Linked DNA regions of Homo sapiens: region 2 is linked to region 1. A link is an interaction called in ENCODE POLR2A ChIA-PET data of the cell type or tissue named here. Cell type or tissue: HepG2. All regions are shown on one strand. Links, peaks and the distances in the headings refer to the core of each region. The heading gives the core; the rest is flanking DNA. Region 1 has its middle 11 kb from the start of FGF21. Region 2 overlaps MAMSTR (MEF2 activating motif and SAP domain containing transcriptional regulator).

Evidence for each region. Peaks named below come from ENCODE experiments on the same cell type or tissue, not always from the same donor. Only the 100,000 strongest peaks of a DNase experiment are listed, where the experiment ranks them.
Region 2: POLR2A ChIA-PET joins it to region 1 with 5 read pairs; 7 of 35 experiments call an interaction of 5 or more read pairs at or near these places.

Annotation. Positions count from the first base shown.
Region 1 is chr19:48,760,330-48,772,881 of GRCh38, forward strand. No RefSeq gene overlaps it. Among named protein-coding and RNA genes, the nearest start is that of FGF21, 11 kb to the left of the region's middle. In HepG2, for the core only: no CTCF peak of the experiment used is centred there; DNase peaks (open chromatin) are centred at 9,152 and 10,134.
Region 2 is chr19:48,708,987-48,715,472 of GRCh38, forward strand. MAMSTR (MEF2 activating motif and SAP domain containing transcriptional regulator) reads right to left here. Exons shown (of 10, transcript NM_001130915.2): 5 at 6,276-6,460; 6 at 5,820-5,922; 7 at 5,380-5,574; 8 at 4,874-5,059; 9 at 4,730-4,784; 10 at 3,739-4,564. The coding sequence ends at 4,281. Among named protein-coding and RNA genes, the nearest start is that of MAMSTR, 7.5 kb to the right of the region's middle. RefSeq lists a silencer at 5,342-5,631. In HepG2, for the core only: no CTCF peak of the experiment used is centred there; no DNase peak of the experiment used is centred there.

The DNA.
Region 1 (12,552 bases), core at 6,953-10,952:
GGGATTACAGGCGTGAGATACTGCACCCGGCGTTTACTTTTATTTATTTGTTTGTTTGTTTGTTTATTTTTGAGACAGAGTCTCTCTCTGCCACCCAGGCTGGAGTGCAGTGGTGCAATCTCAGCTCACTGCAACCTCCACCTCCTGTATTCAAGCGATTCTCCTGTCTCAGCCTCCCAAGTAGCTGGGATTACAGGTGTGTGCCAACCCTCCCGGCTTGGACTTCAGCTGGGACTCCTTCCATGGGGGTCCTTATGTAATGAGCGTCATAGATTCCAGTCCCGGCAAGCAAGTTGCCCGGTCTCGCTCCCCTCACGCAACCGAGATTTCCATATTGTTCTTCAAGCCACTTCCTGGTAGGAAGGAAGCTGGCCTGGGCCAGCCCCAGTTGCTGCAGCCGGGTGGGAGTTGTCATCCTGGACCCTTCATTTTAAGTCCAAAGTTCAAGTGAGAGAAATATCACAGTCAAAAGGACCTAACTGTGGGTGGCCGAGGGTCACTGGAGGGACTTGATGCCCAGAAAAAATGAAAGTCACCATTTGTAGAAAGGGTAGTTTTCAACTCTGATCACACAAGCCTGGCTCAGTCAAGGGAAGGAAATAGAATTTGAAATTTCACAAAGCTCCCGAGCAGTGGTTTAGGTCCTGGGGGTGACTCAGGTGACACGTAAGTTCCTTGTCAGAAGAGACCGCATACTGCTGTCAAGGAAAGGCGAGGTGGCCAGTGTGGAAAGAGGAGGGAGCACTGGGCACCATCCTGACCCGGTTCCCACCCGCCCGCCATGCCAGGCTGGAGACCAGGAGACACAGACCCAGAGGGAAGGTCAGAGCCCAACATCCAGAGAGAAGGGGGGACAGGGACCTGATGGGGGGGTCAGAGACCCAGAGATAGGGAGACAGAGACCCAGAGAGAGAGGGAGAGTCCCAGAGAGAGGGAGACAGAGACCCAGAGAGAGAGGGCAACAGAGACCCAGAGAGAGAGGGGGACAGAGACCCAGAGAGAGAGGGAGACAGAGACCCAGAGAGAGAGGGGGACAGAGACCCAGAGAGAGAGGGGGACAGAGACCCAGAGAGAGAGGGGGACAGAGACCCAGAGAGGGGGACAGAGACCCAGGGAAAAAGGAAGACAGAGACTCAGAGAGAGAAGGGGACAGAGACCCAGAGAGAGAGGGAGAGTCCCAGAGAGAGGGAGACAGAGACCCAGAGAGAAAGGGGGACAAAGACCCAGAGAGAGAGGGGGACAGAGACCCAGAGAGAGAGGGGAACAGAGACCCAGGGAAAAAGGAAGACAGAGACTCAGAGAGAGAAGGGGACAGAGACCCAGAGAGAGAGGGGGACAGAGACCCAGAGAGAGAGGGGGACAGAGACCCAGGGAAAAAGGAAGACAGAGACTCAGAGAGAGTAGGGGACAGAGACCCAGAGAGAGAGGGAGAGTCCCAGAGAGAGGGAGACAGAGACACAGAGAGAAAGGGGGACAAAGACCCAGAGAGAGGGGGGGACAGAGACCCAGAGAGAGAGGGGGACAGAGACCCAGAGAGAGAGGGGGATAGAGACCCAGAGAGAGAGGGGGACAGAGACCCAGAGAGAGGGGGGGCAGAGACCCAGGGAAAAAGGAAGACAGAGACTCAGAGAGAGGGACAGAGACCCAGAGGAAGGGGGGGGACAGAGACCCAGAGAGAGAGGGGGACAGAGACCCAGAGAGAGAGGGGGACAGAGACCCAGAGAGAGAGGGGGACAGAGACCCAGAGAGAGAGGGGAACAGAGACCCACAGAGAGGGGGGACAGAGACCCAGAGAGAGGAGGACAGAGACCCAGAGAGAGAGGGGAACAGAGACCCACAGAGAGGGGGAACAGAGACCCAGAGAGAGGAGGACAGAGACCCAGAGAGAGAGGGGGACAGAGACCCACAGAGAGGGGGACAGAGACACAGAGAGAGAGGGACAGAGACCCAGAGAGAGAGGGGGACATAGGCCCAGAGAGAGGGGGGACAGAGGCCCAGAGAGAGGGGGACAGAGACCCGGGGGATGACAGAGGCCCAGAGAGAGAGGGGGACAGAGACCCAGAGAGAGAGGGGGACAGAGGCCCAGAGAGAGGGAGACAGAGACCCGGGGAGTGGGGGACAGAGACCCAGAGAGAGAGGGGAACAGAGGCCCAGAGAGAGGGGGACAGAGACCCAGAGAGAGGACAGAGACCTAGAGGGAGGAGAAGACCCAGGGAAAAGGGAGACAGAGACCCAGAGAGAGAGGAACAGAGATCCACAGACAGAGGGGGACAGAGACCCAGAGAGAGGAAAGGCAGGCAGGGAAGCTGAGAAATGTGTTCAAATGGGGACACTTCACTGTACCTGAGGACCTTGAACTCCCAACCCTGTTGTACCCACTTCCTGTAGAAGGAGCCGCTTTCCTCATCTGGACAGTCTGGGGTCCCCTGTCTGCAAAGCCTGTCCTAGGTTGCTGTCTCGCAGGGAACCACGGATCCTCCGCAGGGTCAAGCCCCCCAGCTCTGGATGCTTCCAGACCTGCGTCCAGACTCAGCTCCCGGCAGGTTGTACAGGATGAGCTGCAGGGTGTGGGCGGTGAGGGCTGCCATATGCACCCGGAGAACTGCAAGACCTTGCTCACTGATATTGACAGAACCCACACTGAGAAGCCGGTCTGGGACGGGATCACTGGGGAATGATGGGGCATGATGGAAGCAATTGAATGTTGAATTGGGATGAATTTATTGACAGAGATTCCACACTCAAGCATTGGCTATAGGGGCTGGGAGTGACTCTAGTTCGCTCTTTGGTTGAGTGAAATCTGCATCCCAAATCCTTTGCAAACGTTGGCCAGGTGCAGCGGCTCACGCTTGTAATCCCAGCACTTTGGGAGGCTGAGGCAGGAGGATAACTTAAGGCCAGGAATTTGAGACCAGCCTGGGCAACATAACGAGACACCATCTCTACAAAAATTAAAATTTCGGGCCAGGCACGGTGGTTCAAGCCTGTAATCCCAGCACTTTGTAAGGCCAGGGTGGGCGGATCACAAGGTCAGGAGATGGAGACCATCCTGGTCAACATGGTGAAACCCCGTCTCTACTAAAAATACAAAAATTAGCTGGGTGTGGTCGCGTGTGCCTGTAATCCCAGCTACTTGGGAGGCTGAGGCATGAGAATCGCTTGAACCCAGGAGGCAAAGGTTGCAGTCAGCCGAGATCGTGCCACTGCACTCCAGCCTGGCGACACAGCGAGACTCCGTCTATTTAAAAAAAAAAAAGAAAGAAATTCAACTACCCTGGAGCCTGAGGTGTGAGGATCACCTGAGCCTGGAAGATTGATGGTGGCTGTGCCACAGCACTACAGCCTGCACGACACAGTGAGATCTGTCTCTAAAAAATAAAAAATTAGACCAGGCATGGTGGCTTACACCTGTAATCCCAGCACTTTGGGAGGCTGAGTGGGGAGGATTGTTCGAGACCAGGAGTTTGAGACCAGCCTGGGTAACATAGCGAGATTCCCGTCTCTACAAAAAATAGAAAAATTAGCCAGGTGTAATCCCAGCTACTCGTGGGGCTCAGGTGGGAGGCTCACTTGAGCCCAGGAGGTCAAGGCTGCATGAGGTATTACGGCTCCACTGCACCCCAGAACAAGCAGGCTACAGAGCAAGACTCCACCTAAAAAAAATTTTTTTTTCCTCTGTTGTGTCTATTTCCTCTCATGCTCTTTCTAATAGAGCCTTCACTTATGATTTTTTTTTCTTTTTTTTTTTTGAGATGGAGTCTCACTCTGTCGCCCAGGCTGGAGTGCAGTGGCATGATTTCGGCTCACTGCAACCGCCGCCTCCCAGGATCAAGCAATTCTCCTGCCTCAGCCTCCCAGGTAGCTGGGACTACAGGCGCGCACCACCACACCTGGCTAATTTTTGTATTTTTAGTAGTGACGGGGTTTTGCTTATTGACCAGGTTGTTCTTCAACTCCTGGCCTCAGGTGATCCGTCCACCTCAGCCTCCCAAAGTGCTGGGATTACAAGCGTGAGCCACTGTGCTTGGCCCTGGCTAGTTTAACTTTTACTTTTGTACAGACAGGGTCTCACTATGTTGGCCAGGCTGGTCTTGAACTCCTGGGCTCAAGCCATCCTCCCACCTCGGCCTCCCACAGTGCTGGGATTATAGGTGTGAGCTACTGCGCCTGACTCTTTGTCTTAATTTCCCTCTTCCTATAAGGACGCCAGTCACATAGGATTTAGCACACACCCCAACCCAGTATGAGCTCACCTGAACTTGATTCCATCTACAAAGACCCTATTTCCCAGGAAGATCACATTCAGAGGTTCCAGGTAGACCTGAAGCTTCCAGGACACTATTTTCCCTCAGTGCACAGCTCTACATAAATTTGGTCACACTCTTCTTCTTCTTCTTCTTCTTTGCAGACAGAGTTTCACTCTTGTTGCCCAGGCTGGGGTGCAATGACACAATTTCGGTTCACCGCAACCTCCGCTGCCCAGGTTCAAGCGATTCTCCTGCCTCAGCCTCCGGAGTGGCTGGGATTACAGGCATGCACCACCAAGCCTGGCTAATTTTGTATTTTTAGTAGAGATGGGGTTTCACCATGTTGGTCAGGCTGGTCTCGAACTCCCGACCTCAGGAGATCCGCCCGCCTCGGCCTCTCAAAGTTTTGGGATTACAGGTGTGAACCACCACGGCCAGCCTCACACTCCTCTTCTTTTCCTCACATTTAAGTGAGCTGTACCCTTAGGAGAAAGTTGCACAGTTAGCACTAGGGTGGGCCAGGATAGCTTTCTGAGCCTTAAAAATCTTAAAGTTTGGCTGAGACCAGCCTGACGAACATGGAGAAACCCCGTCTCTACTAAAAATACAAAAGTAGCTTGGTGTGGTGGTGCATGCCTATAATCCCAGCTACTCGGGAGGCTGGGGCAGTAGAATCGCTTGAACCTGGGAGGCAGAGGTTGTGGTGAGCCAAGATTGCGCCACTGCACTCCAGCCTGGGCAACAAGAGGTAAACTCCATCTCACAAAATTAAAAAAAAATTTCTTTTAAGTTTGGCCAGGCACGGTGGCTCACGCCTGTAATCCCAGCAGTTTGGGAGGCTGAGGCAGGTGAATCCCCTGAGGTTAGGAGTTCAAGACCAATCTGGCCCACATGGTGAAACCTGCCTCTACTAAAATTAAAAAAATTAGCTGGGTGCAGTGGTGTGCACCTGAGGTCCCAGCTACTCGGGAGGTTGAGGCACAGGAATCTCTTGAACCCAGGAGGCAGAGGCTGTAGGCAGCTGAGATCGTGCCACTGCATTCCAACCTGGGCGACAGAGCAAGACTCTGTCTAAAAAAAAAAAAGAAAAGAAAAAGAAAACTCTCTGGGCATGGTGGTGGGCACCTGAGGTCCCAGCTACTCAGGAGGCTGAGGAAGGAGAATCGCTTGAACCCAGGAGGCGGAGGTTGCAGTGAGCCAAGATCATGCCACTGCACTTCAGCCTGGGCGACAGAGCGAGCCCGTCTCTCTCTCTGTCTATATATATATATACACACACACACAATAAATAAATAGGTTGGCTCTTTGCTGTTTCCCCACAGTACTGTATTCAATATATAACCACTCAGCACAGCCACCTCTCCAATGTTCAGGAGCAAACTCTTATCTCCTTGGTTCTTGCCCCCACCATTATCAGAACCTTCCCTCTGTTTTACTCTCTGAGCGCCTGCCAAGATCAGTTTGGGTTTTGTTTCTCTATTAGTTTTCACCCGTGTGGAGCTTCGTCCTTCCAAGAGGGAGGTTCTACTGAGTGAGCACTTCCCAGATCCCTGGGGAGCCAGGCTATTTAGCATCTTTCAGCTTCTCCACCGCACCCTATCCTCACCTACTCACTGGAGCCCCTAGAGATTTGACTACTGTTCTTGTTTTCTTTTCTTTTTTTGGGGGGGTGGGGGAGGGGGACAGGGTCACTGTCGCCCAGGCTGGAGTGCAGTGGCATGATTTTGGCTCACTGCAACCTCTGCCTCCCAGGTTCAAGCAATTCTCCTGCCTCAGCCTCCTAAGTAGCTGGGATTACAGGTGCCCCCACCTCGTTAATTTTGGGGGGTTTTTGTTTTGCTTTTTTTTGAGAGAGAATCTCGCTCTGTTGCCCGGGCTGGAGTGCAGTGGGCTCACTGGAACCTCTGCCTCCCGGGTTCAAGAGATTCTCATGCTTCAGCCTCCCAAGTAGCTGGGACTTCAGGTTTGCGCCACCATGCCCAGCTAATTTTTGCATTTTTAGTAGAGACAGGGTTTCGCCATGTTGGCCAGGCTGCTCTCCAACTCCTGACCTCAAGTGAACTGCCTGCCTTGGCCTCCCAAAGTGCTGGGATTACAAGCGTGAGCCACTGCACCTGGCCCTGGCTAGTTCTTTTAACTTTTACTTTGGTACAGACAGGGTCATGTTGGCCAGGCTGGTCTTGAACTCCTGGGCTCAAGCAATCCTCCCACCTCGGCCTCTCAAAGTGCTGGGGTTATAGGTGTGAGCTACCACGCTTGGCTCTTTGTCTTAATTTCCCTCTTCCTATAAGGACACCAATCATATAGGACTTAGCGCACACCCCAACCCGGTATAACCTCACCTGAACTTGATTTCATCTACAAAGGCCGTATTTCCAAGTAAGGACACATTCAGCGGTACCAGGTAGACATGAAGCTTCCAGGACGCTATTTCCCCAATGCACACCTCTACACGGAGTTAGTCACACTCCTCTTCTTCTTCTTTTTTTTTTTTTTTTTAAGACAGTTTCTCTCTTGTTGCCCAGGCTGGAGTGCAATGGCATGATTTCGGCTCACTGCAACCTCTGCCTCTCGGGTTCAAGCAATTCTCCTGCCTCAGCCTCCCAAGTAGCTGGGATTACAGGCATGTGCCACCACATCTGGCTAATTTTGTATTTTTAGTAGAGACAGGGTTTCTCCATGTTGGTCAGGCTGGTCTCGAACTCCTGACCTCAGGTGATACGCCTGCCTTGGCCTCCCACAGTGCTGGGATTACAGGCGTAAGCCACCGCACCTGGCCTCACACTCCTCTTCTTTTTCTCTCATTTAAGTGAGCCGTACCCTTAGGAGGAAGTTGCACAGTTGACATTAGGGTGGGCCAGGATAGCTTTCTGAGCCTTAAAAATCTTAAAAGTTTTGCCGGTCACAGTGGCTCACGCCTGTAATCCCAGCACTTTGGGAGGCCAAGGTGAGCGAATCCCCTGAGGTCAGGAGTTCCAGACCAGTCTGCCCAACAAGGTGAAACCCTGTCTCTACTAAAATTACAAACATTAGCTGGGCGTGGTGGTGCACACCTGCGGTCCCAGTTACTTGGGAGGTTGAGGCACAGGAATCTCTTATTTATTTTTTATTTTTTATTTTTTTTGAGATGGAGTCTCGCTCTGTCGCCCAGGCTGGAGTGCAGTGGAGCGATCTCGGCTCACTGCAAGCTCCACTTCCCGCGTTCACGCCATTCTTCTGCCTCAGCCTCCCGGGTAGCTGGGACTACAGTCACCCACCACCACGCCCAGCTAATTTTGTTTTTGTATTTTTAGTAGAGACGGGGTTTCATCATGTTAGCCAGGATGGTCTCGTTCTCCTGACTTCATGATCCGCCTGCCTCGGCCTCCCAAAGTGCTGAGGCACAGGAATCTCTTGAACCCAGGAGGCAGAGGCTGCAGTGAGCTGAGATCACGCCACTGCACTCCAACCTGGGCAACAGAGCAAGACTCCATCTCAAAACAAAACAAAAAAACTATCTGGGCATGGTGGTGGGCACCTGTAATCCCAGCTACTCGGGAGGCTGAGGCAGGAGAATCGCTTGAACCCAGGAGGCGGAGGTTGCAGTGAGCCAAGATCACACCACTGCACTCCAGCCTGGGTGACAGAGCGAGCCCCTGTCTCAAAAAATTAAATATATAAATAACAAATAAATAAATAGGCTGACTCTTTGCTGTTTCCCCACAGTATTGTATGCAATATATAACCACTCAGCACAGCCACCTCTCCAACGTTCAGGAGCAAACTCTATCTCCTTGGTTCTTGCCCCCACCATTATCAGAACCTTCCCTCTGCTTTACTCTCTGAGCGCCTGCCAAGATCAGTTTGGGTTTTGTTTCTCTATTAGTTTTCACCAGTGTGGAGCTTCGTCCTTCCAAGAGGGAGGTTCTACTGAGTGAGCACTTCCCAGATCCCTGGGGAGCCAGGCTATTTAGCATCTTTCAGCTTCTCCACCACACCCTATCCTCACCTACTCACTGGAGCCCCTAGAGATTTGACTACTGTTCTTGTTTTCTTTTCTTTTTTTTTCGGAGGGGTGGAGGGGGACAGGGTCACTGTCGCCCAGGCTGGAGTGCAGTGGCACAATCTCAGCTCTCTGCAACCTCTGCCTCCCAGGTTCAAGCAATTCTCCTGCCTCAGCCTCCTAAGTGGCTCAGATTACAGGTGCCTCCACCTGGCTAATTTTTTGGAGGTTTTTTGTTTTTGTTTTTGTTTTTTTTGTTTTTTTTTTTTGTTTTTTTTTGAGAGAAAGAATCTCGCTCTGTTGCCCGGGCTGGAGTGCAGTGGGCTCACTGGAACCTCCGCCTCCCGGGTTCAAGAGATTCTCGTGCTTCAGCCTCCCAAGTAGCTGGGACTTCAGGTTTGCGCTACCATGCCCGGCTAATTTTTGTATTTTTAGTAGAGACAGGGTTTCACCATGTTGGCCAGGCGGCTCTCAGAACTCCTGACCTCAAGTGATCTGCCCGCCTCGGCCACCCAAAGTGTTGGATTACAAGCGTAAGCCATTGCACCTGGCCGAAAACCAATCTGTATCATAACCCCACGGCACCTGAATCATTTCTAAGTGTACAGTTAAGTCGCGTTAAGTATATTCACATTGTTGCACAACCAATCTTCAGAATTTTTTCATCTGATAAAATTGAAACTCTCTGCCGCAATTAAATCCCACTTCCCCAATTCTCCTCCCTTCAGCTCCTGGCCACTTTTTCCAGCCCCATTTGTTGAAAACATGGTGGTGAGCTCCTTGAATGACTGAGAAGCTTTTGTACATGGACAGGAAAATTCACAACAATTTGTTTTTTTGTTAATGATCAATGAATTTTTAAACAATTATCTTTCCTTTAAACATTCACAGACTACTTCTACAGCTAAAAATAACAAGCCACAAATTTCACAATTGTAGATTTCGCCTAAATATTTGAACAGTGATTGCACATTTAATCAGTGAACTTTTCACAAATCTGATATTGTGGTTTCCCTTAAATGCCATGAATAGGAGAAAAACAGTAATACACTCTGTCATACTTTTCACAAGTCTGATATACCAGATTCTTACAAATGCTTTAAATATTTTCGAGAAGGCTGGGCAAGGTGGCTTACACCTGTAATCTCAGCACTTTGAGAGGCCAAGGTAGAAGGATCACCTGAGCCCAGGAGTTCTAAACCAGACTGGGCAACATAGCAAAAGCCCATCTCTACCAAAAAAAAAAAAAAAAAAATTAGCCAAGTGTGGTGAAGCGCACCTGTAGTCCCAGCTAGTTAAGAGGCTGAGGTGGGAGGATCACTTGAGCTGGGGAGGTCAAGGCTACAGTGAGCTGTGATCACACCACTGCACTCCAACCTGGGTGATAGAGAGAGACCTTGTCTCAAAAATAAATAAATATGGCCGGTGTGGTGGTTCACGCCTGTAATCCCAGCACTTTGGGAGGCCGAGGTGGGCAGATCACCTGAAGTCATGGTGAAACCCCGTCCCTACTAAAAATACAAAAATTAGCCGAAAGTAGCCCAGTATGGTGGCGCATGCCTGTAATCCCAGCTAATTAAGTGGCTGAGGCAGGAGAATCACTTGAACCTGGGAGGCGGAGGTTGCAGTGAGCTGAGATCACGCTATTGCACTCCAGCCTGGGCGACAAAAGCGAAACTCCGTCTCAAAAAATACCCTCCCAGAGAGCTCCCTTACCCTTTCACCAAGTGGAAACACAGCAAGAAGGTGCCAGCAATGAACAAGGAAACTGGCCCACACCAGACACAGAATATGCTGCTGCCTTGATGTTGGACTCCACACCCTCCAGAACTATGAGAGATACATATTTGTTCCTTAAGCTACACAGTCTGTGGTATTTTTGTTACAACAGCCTGAATGCCCTCTTCCAAGTCAATTCTCACCAAGCCGACATTCCAGGGCAAAGCCCGTGTTATCTTAGAGTTTGTCGTAACCACATGAATTGGGTTATTTATTTATTTATTTATTTATGAGACGCAGTTTTGCTCGTCACCCAGGCTGGAGTGCAATGGCAAGATCTCGGTTCACTGCAACCTCCTCCTCCTAGATTCAAATGATTCTCCCGCCTCAGGCTCCCGAGTAGCTGGGATTACAGGCACCCGCCACCACGCCCAGCTAATTTTTTTGTATTTTTAGTAGAGACGGGGTTTCACTATGTTGGCCTGGCTGGTCTCAAACTCCTGACCTCAGGTGATCTGTCCGCCTCGGCGTCCCAAAGTGTTGGGATTTCAGGCGTGAGCCACCGCGCCCAGTCGACTCAGAGTGTCTTATTTTTATAATACAGCCTGAAAAACTTGTTCTAAGTCATAGTATTGTAATAGGTTGGGACATGAGATGATTTCACGGCTGTTTGTTCCAGGACCTTCTCCGGGAAACGTGTGGGGCATTTCCTCTTTGTTACACACTCAGGGTGAGCCCATTTTTCCTCTACTTGTTTGGGTGAAGCTTCGCCGCTGTCTCTGCCACAAAGCTGACCCTCCAGCTCTGTGACCCCCTTGGCAGCTGGCACCAGCAGCACGGGGCCCTGGCAGGGCGCTGGCTGGCAGGAGGAGGGGTGTAGGGATTTCTCACAAGACCCTAGTTCCACACTGCGTCTTGCCAGGAGCCAGGGACAGCAATGGCTCCAGCTTCCTGTTACTTTCTGCTCTTCCGGAAGTAGATTTCCAGGCCCCTCAGAGAGAGGTCCCAGACTCCATTAGGCCACACCCTCTTGGAGGTGAGAGACCCGCTGCCTGCAGCCCACTCCCTAGAGGTCTATTTGGTTTGCATAGTCGCCGTTTTTTCATAATAAAACTTAAAAAAAAAAAAAAGACCAATTAAAACCTGTAAAACAGGTGGCAGGTGATCAGGATTAGAATGCTTTGAAATCTTTTGTTATTCTGGAATATGACAGAATGATTATATTTAGATTTGGTCACTTTAAGGATGCATGTTAAAATTTCAAGAGTGGGCCAGGCGCTGTGGCACACCCTTGTGATCCGAGCACTTTGGGAGACCGAGGCAGGAGGATCGATTCCTTGAGCCCAGGAGTTCGAGACCAGCCTGGGTAACATGGTGAAACACCGTCTCTAAAAAAACATACAAAAATGTGCCGGGCATGGTGGCACACACCTACAGTCCCAGCTACTTGGGAGGCTGAAGTGGGTGGGTCGCCTGAATTCAGGAGTTTGAGGCTGCAGTGAGCTATGATTGCACCATTGCACTCCAGCCTAGGTGACAGAGCAAGACCCTGTCTCTAAAAATAAATAAATAAATTTTCTTAACTTGGAAACAGTCACAAACATTTAAAAATTTGGAAGTACAGTACAAGCAATTCTTATTTTCCAGAACCATTTGAAAGTCACATGTGCCCTTGAAACCCCATCACTACATTAACACATACTCCAGTGTGTACTTTCTGCAAACAAGGACATTCTCCTACACAACCACAGCAGGGCCGCCAAAATCAGGAAAGTAGCCTTGACCCACGACTACTCTGGAATCATCAGACCTCCTTCATGTTTGCCACATGTCCCAGTGATGCTTTTTATGGCAAAAGAATGCAGTTCAGAGCCGGGAGCGGTGGCTCACGCCTGTAATCCCAACACTTTGGGAGGCCAAGGCGGGCGGATCACCTGAAGTCAGGAGTTCGAGACCACTCTGGCCAACATGGCAAAACCCCGTCTCTACTAAAAATGCAAAAATTACCAAAAATGGATGCCTGTAACCCCAGCTACTCGGAAGGCTGAGGCAGGAGAATCACTTGAACCCTGGAGGAGGAGGTTGCAGTGAGCCGAGATCGTGCCACTGCACTCCAGCCCAGATGACAAGAGTGAAACTCTGTCTCAAAAATAATAATAATAATAATAATAATAAAATAGCCGGGCGTGGTGGCGGGCATCTGTAATCCCAGCTACTCAGGAGGCTGAGGCAGGAGAATCTCTTGAACCCGGGAGGTGGAGGTTGTAGTGAGCCATGATTGCACCACCGCACTCCAGCCTGGGCAACAAAGCGAGACTCTGCTCTCCCCACTGCCAAAAAAAGAATGCAGTTCAGGGTCATGCACTGCTTCTGAGGGCAGGTCTCTTTGAAAGTCAGGAAGGACAGTTCCTCAGTCTTCCCTGGTGTTCATGACCTTGGCATTTGGAACATTACAGGCCGGTTATCGAGTCGTCTCTCCCTCCATGTGGATTTATTTGATGTTTCCTCGTGATCGGATTCTTTGGCAGCACAACGACTGAGATCATGTTGTGTGTTTCTCACTGGAAGTCAGGTCACTCGCGGCGTCCACCTCTCCAGTTTCTG
Region 2 (6,486 bases), core at 1-4,000, 58 kb before region 1:
ATACAGTCAGAAAAGTCTCTGGGCCAGGTGTGGTGGCTCACGCCTGTAATCCCTGCACTTTGGGAGGCTGAGGTGGGAGGAGCACTTGGGGTCAGGAGTTCAAGACCAGCCTGAGCAACATAGTGAAACCCTGTCTCTATAAAAAAATGCAGAAATGGCTGGGCATGGTGGTGCACACCTGTAATCCCAGTACTTTGGGAGGCTGAGACTGGAGTGCAGCGGCGTGATGTCGGCTGACCACAACCTCCGCCTCCCGGATTCAAGTGATTCTCCTGCCTCAGCCTCCCGAGTAGCTGGGATTACAGGCATGCACCACCACACCCGGCTAATTTTGTATTTTTAGTAGAGGCGGGGTTTCTCCATGTTGGTCAGGCTGGTCTCGAACTCCCAACCTCAGGTGATCCGCCCGCCTCGGCCTCCCAAAGTGCTGGGATTACAGGCATGAGTCACTGCGCCCAGCCTGGTCTACTGTTCTTTTCCACCTGCAGTGGACAGTGCTGGTGGCGCACCCAGGTGCCTTCAGATTCCTCTTGCCAGTTCTGTGCACCCAGCCCCCAGCTTGTGTGCTTGGTGTATTAATCATGCCTTTGTATTTTCTGAACTTCTGCTGCTTTGACAAGTGCGGGCCTCGATGACTCTGGAGGGACTGACCCTCCCAGGGATAGCCAAATGCTAGAGATAGTTAACTACTCACCTTTCCTATGTAAACCAGCCAATCCAGAGCCCACACCCCATCCACACCTTTATGAGCACAGGCTCCCTGAGCCAGGCACCAAAAACTCAGGACAGCCTCTATGCTCCAGAGCCTGCTGAAATTCAAACTAGGTAATCTCAAACCCACTTACCTTGCCTCTTCTGGTCTTTTTTGTTTTGTTTTGTTTATTTTTATTATTATTTCTTTGAGACAGAGTCTCACTCTTTCGCCCAGGCTGGAGTGCAGTGGCGTGATCTCGGCTCACTGCAAGCTCCACCTCCTGGGTTCAGGCCATTCTCCTGCCTCAGCCTCCCCAGTAGCTGGGACTACAGGCGCCCACCACTGCGCCTGGCTAATTTTTTGTATTTTTAGTAGAAACGGGGTTTCACCGTGGTCTTGATCTCCGGACCTCGTGATCCACCTGCCTCGGACTCCCAAAGTGCTGGGACTACTTTTGTTTTTTTAAGATGGAGTCTCACTGTGTTGCCCAGGCTGGAGTGCAGGCATGATCTCATCTCACTGCAAGTGATTCTCCTGCCTCAGCCTCCCGAGTAGCTGGAACTACAGGTGTGCACCACCACACCTGGCTAATTATTTTTTTTTTTTGTATTTTTAGTAGATATGGGGTTTTAGCACATTGGCCAGGCTGGTCTCGAACTTCTGACCTCAGGTGATCCACCCGCCTCGGCCTCCCAAAGTGCCAGGATTACAGGCGTGAATCACTGGGCCCAATCTTTTTTTTTTTTTTTTTTTTTTTGAAACACAGGATCTTGATCTGTTGCCCAGGCTGGAGTGCACTGGTGCAATCATAGCTCACTGCAACCTCAAACTTCAAAGCTCAAGTGATCCTCCTGCCTCAGCCTCCAGAGTAGCTGGGACTACAGGTATGAACCACGGTGTTTGGCCCTGAAACCTATTTTTTTTTTTTTTTTTTGAGATGGAGTCTCACTCTGTCACCCAGGCTGGAGTGCAGTGGCGCGATCTTGGCTCACTGCAACCTCCACCTCCCAGATTCAAGCAATTCTCCTGCCTCAGCCTCCTGAGTAGCTGGGATTAAAGGCGCATGCCCAGCTAATTTTTGTATTTTTACTGGAGACTGGGTTTCACCATATTGGTCAGGCTAGTCTCGAACTCCTGACCTCATGATCCACCCGCCTCGGCCTCCCAAAGTGCTGGCATTACAGGCATGAGCCACCGCGCCCGGCCAAAACCTACATTTTAAAACATTTTGCTGCTAACAACTTACCCTATGACGTTCTTCCCAGGACTGCCCTTGGGCTGGAGGTTCCTGGGAGTTTATGTCATTCCTCCCTCCCTCTGTGACCCATGGCTCATGGCTGACTAGGGGTGGTATAGTGGCAAGTCTCCAGATGTAGCCCCTAGTGAGCATGTCCCTGATATTCACAGATTTGTATAGTGCCCTCCCGTATTTAACGTGGGCTTGCCTGACTTGCATTAATTATAAAATACAGTGGAAGAGAAATTGTGCCAGTTTCAAGCCTAGTCTTTAAGAGACTGGTAGCTTCTGCTCCTGGCTCTTGGAATACTCACTCTTGGGAGCCCTGAGCTATCATGCAAGAAATCTAGTTATCCCGGGGGAGAGGCCACAGAGGAATAGTGCTGACACTGCATGGAGTGTCACACTGCACAACCCAGCTGGGCCCAGCCTTCATGCTATCCCCACCACGGTGCCACACACATCTGATGTGCCATCTTGTATGTGCTAGCCCAGGTGGGCCCTGAGATGACTGCAGCTCTAGCCAACATCACATGGAACTGAAGAACTGCCCTGCTGAGCCCAGTCAACCCATGCATTTGTGAGCAGTCATAGATAGTTATTGTTTTACAACTCTAAGTTTTGGGGTGGTGTGGGTTTTTGTTGTTTGTTTGTTTGTTTGTTTGTTTGTTTTGAGATGGAGTAGCACTCTGTTGCCCAGGCTGGAGTGAAGTGGCATGATCTCAGCTCACTGCAGCCTCCACCTCCTGGTTTCAAGTGATTCTCCTGCCTCGGTCTCTCACGTAGCTGGGATTACAGGCTCCCACCACCATACCTGGCTAGTTTTTTTTTTTTTTTTTTTTTTTTGAGACGGAGTCTCGCTCTGTTGCCCAGGCTGGAGTGTGGTGGCACAATCTCAGATCACTGCAAGCTCCGCCTCCCGGGTTCACGCCATTCTCCTGCCTCAGCCTCCCGAGTAGCTGGGACTACAGGCACATGCCACCATGCCCAGCTAATTTTTTTGTATTTTTAGTAGAGACAGGGTTTCACCGGGTTTCACCGTGTTAGCCAGGATGGTCTCGATCTCCTGACCTCGTGATCCGCCCACCTTGGCCTCCCAAAGTGCTGGGATTACAGGTGTGAGCCACCGTGCCCGGCCCAGTTTTTATGTATTTTTAGTAGAGATGGGTTTCACCATGTTGGCCAGGCTGGTCTTGAATTCTTGGCCTCAAGTGATCTGCCTGCCTCAGCTTCCCAAAGTGCTGGGATTACAGGCGTTTGCCACTGAGCCTGGTTTGTTGTTTGGCTATAATAAGCTCAAACAGGGAGATACAAAGGCCCAGTTCCATGTGTCCCAAGACAGGAAAGACTCCACAACTTAATTTGTGCTCTGGAGCTCCCTGCAGGATTAGGCTGAGGTTGGAACTTCACCTGAAGTCACCTCTTGCTCCTCTTCCCCTTTGCTGTCCTGTTTTCCCCACTCTTCTGCTGGTTTCTCCTGGGAACATTTCTTTCTTTTTCTCTCTCTCTTTTTTTTTTTTTAAGATGGAGTTTAGCTCCTGTTGCCCAGGCTGGAGTGCAATGGAGCGATCTTAGCTCACCACAACCTCCGCCTCCCGGGTTCAAGCGATTCTCCTGCCTCAACCTCCCAAGTAGCTGGGATTCCAGGCATGTGCCACCATGCCCAGCTAATTTTTTTTTGTGTGTGTGTGTTTGGTAGAGACAGGGTTTCACCATGTTGGCCAGGCTGGTCTCGAACTCCTGACCTCAGGTGATCCACTTGCCTCAGCCTCCCAAAGTGCTGGGATCGCAGGCGTGAGCCACCGCACCCAGCCAGAACACTTCTTTAATAAATGACTGGCATTTATATCTTGTCTCAGGCTCTGCTTCCAAGAGAAGCTGATCTTAGACCTGATGCTTCTAATTTTTTCATCTCCAACCAGAACCCAGGGAGGTCAGGGTCCGGCTCCCCCATTCTCCCTCTCCACTCTTTCTTGCTCCTCTCCTGCATCCAAAAGGCATAACCACCTTCCAGGCTCCCCAAACAACAGGGAGCCATCTACCGGGGTCGGGGGCATGTAAGAACATCCATGAGGTCTCTGAAGGAAGCAGCAAGCAGCTTGTTTGCCGTGGCCAGCAGCAAAAGAAGCCCCCCAACCATACCACGCCGGAGGGGGATCATAAGGAGGCCAGGTAGGCAAAGTTAAGGCAGTTGCATGTCAGCAGCACTTCAGGAGGCAGGTGGGGTTGGAGGTTGTCTCCGATCCTGTGTCTGCGGTAGGAGGGGCTCTGCTGGTAGTTCCCTCTCCTCCCACAAGGAGCTTCTCTCCACCCCCATCAGTTCTCTGTCTCTGTAAATCCTAGAATCCATCACCATGGATCCTCCAGCAGGTCCCACAGCCGGCTGCTGCTGGAGTCAGATAAGTCAGCGGAGAAGATGCTGGGGGGTGGGGGACCAGAACCCAGAGGAGGACCCCCGCTCAGGGCCTCCAGCCAGTCCAGGGAGTCCGTGGGGTCCCTGGGAGAAGGGGAGGAGGAGTTCGTGGGAGACGGGAGTGAAGAGGAGAAAACAGATGAGAGGCCTTCAGAGTCCGGGGAGGGGGACAGCACGTCGAAGGAGCCAGGGAAGTCCAGGGGAATAGGGGGCAGGGGGTCTGCGGGATAAAGAATGGTACATGAGCTTGGAAAGTCAGGGGTCCGGGCGCCAGCCCCCCATACCCCATTTCCAGGATCCAGCTCCCCAGCTCACGCCTCCCTTGGACGCAGGAGTCCAGAACCTCAGCCCCCACCTCCCCTAAATCTAGCAGTTTGGATCCTACCATCAGGCTCCACCTGATCCTCCAGGATGTCATCGATGCCCCGGTTAGGAAGCAACTGCGGATGGAGAAATTTGGCGTGAACTCGGGACTGCGACCTGGACCTGACTGGAGAACCCTAGCCGGATTCAACCCACACCCTCTTACCTGCGCCCTCCGGATCGCTTCCTGCAGCTCCTCCTCCAGAGTCAGAGCCGCTGAGCCCGGCCCTGAGGAAGGGGTCAGGGCTGGAGCTGCAGCAGGAGCCGGAGTGGGAGTTGGAGCCGGAGCCGTCCCCGGGGTATCCGCGGCACGTGGAAGAGGTGGCCTGTGAGATGCTGCGCTGGGCTTGACCTAGAGCAGCCAAGAGGGCGAGCGCCCATAAGCCATGCCCACAGGGCGCAACCCCACCCACTCGCAACGTGTGGCTCCACCCCTTGATCCTCTCGCGACCCCTCGCTCATCAACCCCTTTGGCCTCGCCCCCTATTCTTTCATTGGCTCCTCTTCTCTAAAGATCCGCCCCCTGTTAGTCTGAACCACGTCCCCTCGCCTTCAAGGCTTCCTACCGCTGGTCCTCGCCCCCACACTTCATTGGCTAGTTTTTTCGACACCCCGCCCCGGCCCACTTTGCTTTCTCTTCATTGGTCCGCAAGCTCATAGCCCCGCCCTCACCGAGCCCTGACGCCGGGCGGCTGCCAGGGCCTTGGGCTTGAGGCGCGGCCAGGGAGCACCCGCGGGACTGTCCTCGCGCCGCGGCTTCGGCCGCTCGCGGGGCGGCGCGCCGCCGCGCATGCGCTCCAGGAGCATAGACTTGGTCCCCGACACTGGGAGGCCCCGCAGGCGCAGCTGCTGCCGGAGCTCTGAGACCTGGGGAGGGGCGGGGCGTGGGAAGAGGCAGTGCTGGGCGGGCTCCCGGGCGCAGGCAGGAGCTGGACAGGATATTTGGAAACCGAGAAAGGAGGCACTGGGGGTCCGGACTCCTGGGACCCTAAAACAGGATGGGACTGGGTACCCGATCTCCTGGATTTCCAGAGGGCAGAGGCTGCGGGGTTGGAATTCTGGGACCCCACCGAAGGAGAGAGAAGGCCTGGAAAGTTACACCCCAAACTCACCGTCAGCTCCTCCAGTTTAAGGGTCTGAAGTTCCAACTTGTGTGGGGGGGGCGAGGGGCTAGGGACTCCTGGTGGGCAGGGAGTGAGGGGAGAGGGCTTCATCCTGGTGATAATCGTGAGGGGCGAACAAAGGTTAGAGAGGTAGAGGGGGAAAAGGCGTTCTGGGGTCCTCAAAGACGGGGAGCTGGGGAAGATGCAGAAAAGTGAGGGTCCAGAATTCTGGGTCTCCAAGGGCGCAAACATGGGGCTAGATTTCTGTGCATGGGGGAGGAGGAACTAGGCGTTCAGACTCGGGTCTGAAGGGCGAAGGGAGGGGCTGGGATCCTGGACTCTTAAACCCTGGGAGAAGAGAGGGTTGGGGGCCCCAATCCCCTAATCTTGGACTCGAGGTTTGAGGGAGGAGGATGCTGGGACCTGAATTTCTGGGTCCCGGGAGAACAGAAGTGGGTGTCATACCTAGGATGTGGCTGCTGCGAGTCTGTCCCTTCCCACAGAGATGGCCCAGGAGGACCCAGGGCGGACCCCTCGGCTTGGGGGTCCGCCCTGGATCCCTGTCTCGGCTCTGGGGGCATGTACTGGTGGTATGTCAAGTTCCCCCTGGGCTTGGACTCCCTCCAACGTTGGGAGATCTTGGGAGACTCCTGAAAGAGCAGGTGTGATGTTTTAG